Regions from separate parts of the Homo sapiens genome. Here region 1 is linked to region 2. Evidence: read pairs that join two places in POLR2A ChIA-PET (ENCODE). Cell type or tissue: A673. All regions are shown on one strand. Links, peaks and the distances in the headings refer to the core of each region. The heading gives the core; the rest is flanking DNA. Region 1 overlaps HARBI1 (harbinger transposase derived 1). Region 2 overlaps AMBRA1 (autophagy and beclin 1 regulator 1).

The links. Peaks named below come from ENCODE experiments on the same cell type or tissue, not always from the same donor. Only the 100,000 strongest peaks of a DNase experiment are listed, where the experiment ranks them.
Region 1: POLR2A ChIA-PET joins it to region 2 with 5 read pairs; 7 of 35 experiments call an interaction of 5 or more read pairs at or near these places.

What each region holds. Positions count from the first base shown.
Region 1 is chr11:46,610,251-46,614,644 of GRCh38, forward strand. The region is part of intron 2 of HARBI1 (harbinger transposase derived 1); the gene reads right to left. Among named protein-coding and RNA genes, the nearest start is that of HARBI1, 4.8 kb to the right of the region's middle. In A673, for the core only: no CTCF peak of the experiment used is centred there; no DNase peak of the experiment used is centred there.
Region 2 is chr11:46,518,839-46,523,232 of GRCh38, forward strand. All of the region lies in intron 7 of AMBRA1 (autophagy and beclin 1 regulator 1), which reads right to left. Among named protein-coding and RNA genes, the nearest start is that of MIR3160-1, 69 kb to the left of the region's middle. In A673, for the core only: CTCF peaks have their summits at 3,756 and 3,958; DNase peaks (open chromatin) are centred at 2,243 and 3,703; H3K27ac peaks cover 760 bases.

The sequences.
Region 1 (4,394 bases), core at 276-4,275, 92 kb after region 2:
TCAAGGCTTCAATAAGTTGTGATCATGCCAGTGCACTCCAGCGTGGGTGACAGAGTGAGACCCTGTTTCAAAAATACATGTGTGTGTATGTATATAATATATATATATATATATAAAATAATAAAAAGGCCAGGCGCGGTGGGCTCACGCCTGTAATCCCAGCACTTTGGGAGGCCAAGGCGGGCGGATCAAGAGGTCAGGAGATGGAGGCCATCCTGGCTAACACAGTGAAACCCCATCTCTACTAAAAATACAAAAAATTAGCTGGGCGTGGTGGCGGGCGCCTATAGTCCCAGCTACTCCGGAGGCTGAGGCAGGAGAGTGCTGTGAACCCGGGAGGCGGAGCTTGCAGTGAGCCGAGATCGCACCACTGCACTCCAGCTGGGCGACAGAGCGAGACTCCGTCTCAAAAAATAAATAAATAAATAAACATTCGTTAAATGTTGCTACAGTATCCATTTTTCCCACTCCTACTCTTTCTGTAGAGAGGGGCATCAGAAAAGTTATTTATCAGAATTTTTACTAATTTTCAACTATTTACTATAAACAATGTAAAAAACTACTTTAAAGCCATAATTCCAACTGAATCTTGGATCCCAAGGTGGGAAGAAAAAGAAGTCCTTACCAGGAATATTTGCCAAATAAAGTAATTCGTCCTATGATCTGATTTAAACACTGAAACACAAGCGACTTAAATGTTATGTGCCTCAGTCTCCTCTTTTGTAAAAATGTTAATATTATTATTATTTAACTCTTTTTTTTTTTTTTTTTTTTTGAGACAGAGTCTTGCTCTGTCTCCCAGGCTGGAGTGCAGTGGCGTGATCTCGGCTCACTGCAAACTCCACCTCCCGGGTTCACGCCATTCTCCTGCCTCAGCCTCCGGAGTAGCTGGGACTACAGGCGCCTGCCACCACGCCTGGCTTATGTTTTGTATTTTTAGTAGAGATGAGGTTTCACTGTGTTAGCCAGGATGGTCTGGATCTCCTGACCTCGTGATCCGCCCACCTCGGCCTCCCAAAGTGCTGGGATTACAGGCGTGAGCCACCGTGCCCGGCTATTATTTAACTCTTAAAGAGTTTTTATAAGCATTAAGTGATATAATTGATGCAAAATGCTTACAATATTGCCTGTCAAATTTTAAGGGCTAAGTTTTAGCTGGCTTAATAGTTAGGGAACCGGGCAGGGTGCAGTAGCTCATGCCTGTAATTCCAGCAATTTGGGAGTACAAGGTGGGCTAACTGCTTGAGCCTAGGGGTTCGAGACCAGCCTGGGCAGCATGACAAAACGCCAGCTTTACCAAAAATACAAAAATTAGCCCAGCATGGTGGTGTGCATCTGTAGTCCCAGCTACTCGGTAGGCTGAGGTAGGAGGATCAATTGAGCCCAGGAGGTCAAGGCTGCAGTGAGTCATAATCACACCACTGCACTCCAGCCTGGGTGACAGAGTGAGACCCCGTGACAAAAAAAAAAAAAAGGTGGGGGGAACCAAAGTGAAGAGATTCATAAGAAATCAGCTTGGAACCCAAGTACTCCCACAGCTACAGAAGAAATGGCCAGATGAAACAATTGCAAAATCTACTTTCCCACACTTCTTGGTGTGAGTTGTATGAAAATAAAATTTGAAAGCTCAAAATAGGCAAAAGGTGTGTTTAAGATAAAGGTCCAGTAGAGTAGCAAGAAGGTGGTGCACTAAAAATAGTACGGAGAAGCAACAATCAAGAAACTCAGTAAGCTCCAGGATATTACACGTGGTACCCTGGCAGCTCTACACCCATCAGTGTAGTCTTTGCCCACTTGGAACACAGGAGGTTTCTCTTTAAAGTGCTAGTAAACATGTTAAAGAGAAGTATTTCCTGAGCATCAACTCACAACAAGCACTGTGCAATGAGCATGTGCAGTGCAGATATGATTAGTGGTAGTGATTAGCTGGGTGTGGTGGTGTATGTCTGTGATACCAGCTACTGGTATTATGAGCCTGGGCTGAGGCCAGAGGATTGCTTGAGACCAGCCTGGGCAACATAACAAGACCCAATCTCAAAAAAACAAAAGTTAGAGAAGTCTTCTAATCCTTAACGTAGCTTTCATCTCTTATATGTTGTATACAAGATAACCCTTGTCCTGATGCTCATATAAAAGTAGCACATTAAAAAAAAAACAAACCCAAAAAACAAAAAACTAAGCTGCTGGATTCAAGGGTTTTATCACTGCTAACTGCACTCCTCAGAGCTGTACAGTCACCTTGGTTCACACTGCTGAATGTTGAATAGATTCTTGTTCTACTCATAACAGTAAGCCAGTCTTTCCAATGGAACTCGGGCAGATCTGTGAAGTGAGTTGCTACAATAAGAATTGTGTACATGCATTGTCTACTATCATTTTTATGCAGATATCACAGTGACAATCAACAATGCAAAAATAATTTTTTTTTTTTTTTTTTGAGACAGAGTTTCGTTCTTGTTGCCCAGGCTGGAGTGCAATGGTGCGATCTCGACTCACTGCAACCTCTGCCTCCCGGGTTCAAGCAATTCGCCTGCCTCAGCCTCCCAAGTAGCTGAGATTATAGGTGCCTGCCACCACGCCCAGCTAATTTTTTGTATTTTTAGTAGATAAGGGGTTTCACCACGTTGGCCAGGCTGGTCTTGAACTCCTGACATCAGGTGATCCGCTTGCCTTGGCCTCCAAAAGTGCTGGGATTATAGGCATGAGCCACCACACCCGGATTTTTTTTTTTTTTTTTTTTTTTTTTTGAGATGGAGTCTTGCTCCATCGCCCAGGCTGGAGTGCAGTAGTGTGATCTCAGCTCACTGCAACCTCTGCCTCCCAGGCTCAAGCAATTCTCCTGCCTCAGCTTCCCAAGTAGATGGGACTACAGGCATGCGCCACCATGTCCAGCTAAATTTTGTGTTTTTAGTAGAGAAGGGGTTTGACCATGTCGGCCAGGCTGGTTTTGAACTCCAACTCTTGACCTCAGGTGATCCACCGCCTTGGTCTCCTGAAGTGCTGAGATTATAGGCGTGAGCCACCACAACTGGCCACATTTGAATATCTATACAATACTTCATAGGTAACTTTCATATATATTACCTAATCCCCACAATAGATATTACTGTGGTTGGTGTCAGATTAATCATTTTACAGATGATTAGCAGAGCCAGATAAAAATTAAGGCTCAATTGTATGGATGTACAATACTTAAACAATTCTGGACAGTCCTGATAAGTATGTTGGCTTTTTTTTTTTTTTTTTTTTTGAGACAGAGTCTCCCTCTGTTGCCCAGGCTGGAGTGCAGTGGCACGATCTTGGCTCACTGCAACCTCCACCTCCCAGGTTCAATCGATTCTCCTACCTCAGCCTCCCAAGTAGCTGGGATTATAGGCGCGCACCACCATGCCCTGATAATTTTTGTATTTTCAGTAGAGGCGGGGTTTCACTATGTTGGACAGGCTGGTCTTGAACGCCTGACCTCAGGTGATACACCCTCCATGGCCTCACACAGTGCTGGGATTACAGTCGTGAGCTACCGCACCCAGCAGTATTTTGGCTTTATTTCAGGGGATTGTTTCATTTATTTGTTTGCTTATTTATATTATTATTACTTTTCTGAGAGACATTGTCTCGCTTTGTTGCCCAGGCTAATCTCGAGCTCCTGGATTCAAGTGACCCTCTCACCTTGACTTCCCAAAGTGCTGGGATTACGGGCAGGAGCCACCGCACCCAGACAGGATTGTTTTTATAAGGTTGTTTTTGTTGCTGCAGCTATTGTTTGCAATAAAAATTCTTGTATGCAATTTTGTTTTGCATATGTATAAATATATACCTGTAAGATAAATTCTTAGGAGTAGAAGAGCTGGGTGAAATAACATAAAATACATTTATTAATATATATATATATATAGGCTGGGCATGGTGGCTCACGCCTGTAATCCCAGCACTTTGGGAGGCTGAGATGGGCAGATCAACTGAGGTTGGGAGTTCGAGAGCAGCCTGACCAACATGGTGAAACCCCGTCTCTACTAAAAATACAAAATTAGCTGGGCATAGTGGCGCATGCCTATAATCCCAGCTACTCAGGAGGCTGAGGCAGAATTGCTTGAACCTGGGAGGCGGAGGTTGCAGTGAGCCAAGATCGCACCATTGCACTCCAGCCTGGGCAAAAAGAGCAAAACTCTGTCTCAATAATAATAATAATAATAATTTTTTTTTACGTTGGTGTGGTGGCTTACAGCCATATTCCCAGAGCTTTGGGAGGCTCAGATGGGAGGATAGCTTGAGGCCAGGAGCTCAAGACTAGTCTGGTCAACATAGTGAGACTCTGCCTCTACACAAAATAAAAAAAATAAAAATAAAATAAGAAAAAAAAGTTTAATTGTTTTGGAGACAGGGTCTTGCTATCT
Region 2 (4,394 bases), core at 112-4,111:
TAAAAGAATACAACTATTTTTTCTTTCCCTGATTAATATTCTGAGTTATGTGCAAAGAAGTTCCCTGTATCAGCTGTATTCTTGATCACTAGGAATACAATTTTTAAAATAGTCAAAGAAAGCTCTGGAAAAGAAAAAAAGTGGTCGGAGCAGATCAACTGAAAGAAAAGAACCTTCACTTCATTATTTTATTTTATTTCATTTTTTGAGACAGAGTTTCTGTCACCCAGGCTGGAGTACAGTGGCGCGATCTTGGCTAACTGCAACTTCTGCTTCCTGTGCTTAAGCAATTCTCTTGCCTCAGCCTCCCGAGTAGCTGGGGCTACAGGCATGCACCACCAAGCCTGGCTAATTTTTGTATTTTTAGTAGAGACGGGATTTCACCATGTTGTCCAGGCTGGTCTTGATCTCCTGGCCTCATATAATCCACCCACTTTGGCCTCCCAACATGCTGGGATTACAGGCATGCGCCACCATGCCCGGCCCCTTCACTTCAAATTCAATAGATATCAGAGTTGAGGTGCAGAAAGTCTGGGTACTAGTCCATATGGAATAAACAAACCGTGGACAACTCCTCCTTACTAAAAAATTATAACCTGAAGATACTCTTTTAACTGGTTGTCAGATCACAGAGAAAAATCAATATCCTAAAGCAAACAAACATGTTTGGACTTTCTCCAACCACTGGAAACAATCAATTGCTAGAACTCTCTGGCCTCTACTGTTAGGGAATGCTGGCTCCCAGAAGGTAAGGTGCCACTGGTGCCCCATGCCTAATGAATAACTTTACAGCCTAGCTTTGATGTCTGGATGGCAACCGCTATTTCCATCCGGGAGCACCAAACCCAAATTAACAGCTTCCTTCTGCCTAGGAAATAAAATCCAGATTCCTCAGCAGGGCATTTGGTATTCAAGCTTTGCAGCCAAATTTCTCATTCCTTTTGGATATACTATATGCTCTAGTCCAGTGGTTTACAAACTTTTTGCTCCCAGGACTCCTTTAACACTCTTAAAAATTATGAGGATCCCGGTGGCTCACGCCTGTAATCCCAGCACTTTGGGAGGCCAAGGTGGGCGGATCACCTGAGGTTGGGAGTTCAAGACCTGCCTGACCAACATGGAGAAACCCCGTCTCTACTAAAAATAAAAAATTAGCCAGGCATGGTGGCGCATGCCTGTAATCCCAGCTACTCAGGTGGCTGAGGCAGGAGAATCGCTTGAACCCAGGAGGCAGAGGTTGCAGTGACCCAAGATGGCGCCATTGCACTCCAGCCTGGGCAACAAGAGTGAAACTCCGCCTCGAAAAAAAAAAAAAAAAAATTACGAGGCTCCTAAAGAGATTTCATTTGTATGGGTTTCCACTATCAATATTTAATTTCAATTTATTGAAATTAAAACTGAAAAAATTTTAATACACAAGCACACATTCAATTAGCCATCAGGATGATAGCCTCATTACATGTCATGGAGCCTCTAGCAAACACTGTATACTTGTGAAAGAATGAGAGTGAAAAACACAAAGGATGTCTCAGCATTATTATAAAAATAGTTTTGACTTTGGGGATCCATTGTTCTAGCTAAACTAAACACACCCTCACTATCCCACCTACGTTATTTATCTTGGCAATTTCTTCTTTCTGGAAAGTTCCTCTTCCTTATTACTGTCTGTAAAAAGCCTTCAAAGCTCAAATACCTGACTCCTCCAGCCAGAAGTTCACCCTCTCTTCCCCAGTGCCCCACAGCATTTTGTTTTTCTTTTCTTTTTTTTTTTTTTTGAGACGGAGTCTCGCTCTGTCACCAAGGCTGGAGTGCAGTGGCGTGGTATCGGCTCACTGCAAGCTCTGCCTCCCGGGTTCACGCCATTCTCCTGCCTCAGCCTCCCGAGTAGCTGGGACTACAGGCGCCCACCACCAAGCCCGGCTAATTTTTTGTATTTTTTTTTTTTTTTAGTAGAGACGGGGTTTCACTGTGTTAGCCAGGATGGTCTCGATTTCCTGACCTCGTGATCCGCCCGCCTCGGCCTCCCAAAGTGTTGGGATTACAGGCGTGAGCCACCGCGCCCGGCCCCTATAGCATTTTGTACCTCTCTTAAGAGGCCTTCTCAAGTCACCCAGTAACTTATGTCTTGTCTTTGCTACATGAAAACAGGTACTGGATCCAAGTCATCTTTTTATCCCCATCAAAACTCACATCCTAATTAACATGTAATAGGAAACCAACAAATATTTAAGTGATGAATCAGCAGCCTAACCAGACTTGGAAGAATAAGCAAGAAGACCTATCTGGTTGCCCCTCACTGGCGACAAGACTCTCAGACAAGGTTGCTAGATGCCCAAAACCTCACACTAAAACTCCTGAAGGAACAAGGTTTTCAGAAACTGCTTACATCACCTTCATCCCCTCTGGTCACTTATGCTGCTCAGGTTAAAGTGCTGACATAGTTGTCCTGATAAATGCAGTGCAGTCTGGTCCCTGGGAGGCTCATTAAATCAAAAAGCCAGAGGCTGGCTACTTGCCTGGGAAACTACCACTGATGCTCCTGGACTGTAAATTGCCAAAAGAGACCCCCACAGGGGAAAGAGGGCAATGTTTGCCAGGGGATGAAGGGGCAGGAGGCCAAATAAACTTGAACGCACTGTGGCTTTCTTCATTTCTGAATCTTACTCTGCAACTCCCCGATCTCTGCCTTGGCGCATGCCTGGGCTGGGAGATGACAAGCCCTTATTCTTTGTAAAAAATAATTGTGTGTTCTGAAACGACACCTCTATTATGATTTCCAAATTGACATCTCTGCTCTAATGCAGAGGCATCCAAGCCTCCCCATTTCACACACTAGCAATTATCGTTTAAGTTATCCAACGATAGGCATTCATCTGATCGCTGCAGGGCCCCCTAGTTTGAGGGGTGCACTTAAAGCATGTGATGCAGTTGCCAGCAGAGACTGGCAGGCAATTCCTGCCCCTGATGTGAGGTGGGCCAAGGCAAGGTACCACTGCTAAAATGCTAGTAACCTCAGGAAAAAAATAGACATACTACAAAAAGACACCACAGTGCCTACAGTGTAGATCAGCCTTATTTTACTATTATCAAATATAAACAATTCACAGAGTGCAAAATAATGCTTTTCACCAGAAACGCTTAAAAACATCTTTACAAAACATTAATGTATTCCTCAGTGCCTCTGGGCAGTGAGCGATAGATGGCAAAACATGAGAGCACAACATAATCGCAGACAGCAAAAGGGAAGAGGCTAGAAACAGAATGTATACATAGTGTGCAATCATGTATCTAGCATTACAAAAGTCTCGTCTGAGAAGTCAGCCAGTTCCCCCTGGGAACATATGACCCTCTGCTAACTGTCTGGTGGGTAGTTATTTTTAATACATGGGTAGTTATTTTTAATACATTTGTAAGATGACTGGTTGGCACTATGCTTAGCTCCTATATACCCTCAACACATTACACTATAGTTGTAAGACTTGAATGTATAATAAAAACTCACTTTAGTTAGCAAGTAAACTCAAAGGCCCAAGCCAATCTACATGGACATCTTTACTTAGTATCCAAATCCATTTCCCTGGGAGACTTGGGAGGTCTGCTCACAGACCACAGACTTTTTTTTTAACCCAGAATTTACCATCAGAGGCTTTTCACCAGAGGATGAGTAAGACCAAATCTATGGGAAAAAAAAAGGTCCACAGCTAGTTTTGATGCCACATGCACACATGCCCCCTACATGCAACAGGTGGGATATATAGGGTTTAGAATTTAAGAGGCAGTGTATCCTAATTCACTGATTTCCCCCTGGAATTTATTGAATTCCATAATGTTGAATTCTTAGCTAATTTTATTCAGAAGCACAGATATATCCTTAAAAGTCTACCTCCAGGCCAACTAAGTCTACGAAGAATATCCTGGTAGAATCATTTATTGCTGTGATACTAGTAAGCCTGTGAAGGTCTTAAAAAACATTTTTTCACATCCACATTTCTGACCTGAAACTTTAAAAACCCTTGACCAAGGCCATTCATTAAGAAGTGACAGGTCCTTCACCCTGGTATACTGCAAACACTATATAATAGGAAGTAAAATCTTAGGACGAATATCAGAAAGGCAAAGCGAGTTAGTACGTGAAGCCTCAAGAGAATGAGGGAAAAGCAAAGCACAGTGTGCTGGGGTGTTTATTAACCAGAGGCAAGGAGGCCAATTTCCCAGCTCATATCTGTCCATGGAATGAGGTTTCTAGAATCTGCAGAAATATGAGGGCAGAGACTACAGCTGGGACCCCAAACAATCCACTGTTAGCCCTTGAGCTAACACAAAGCTCAGAGTACAATCACTTTTCTTATATCCAAGGTTCATTCTGAACTGCTTCTCTTAGTGACATTTGATTT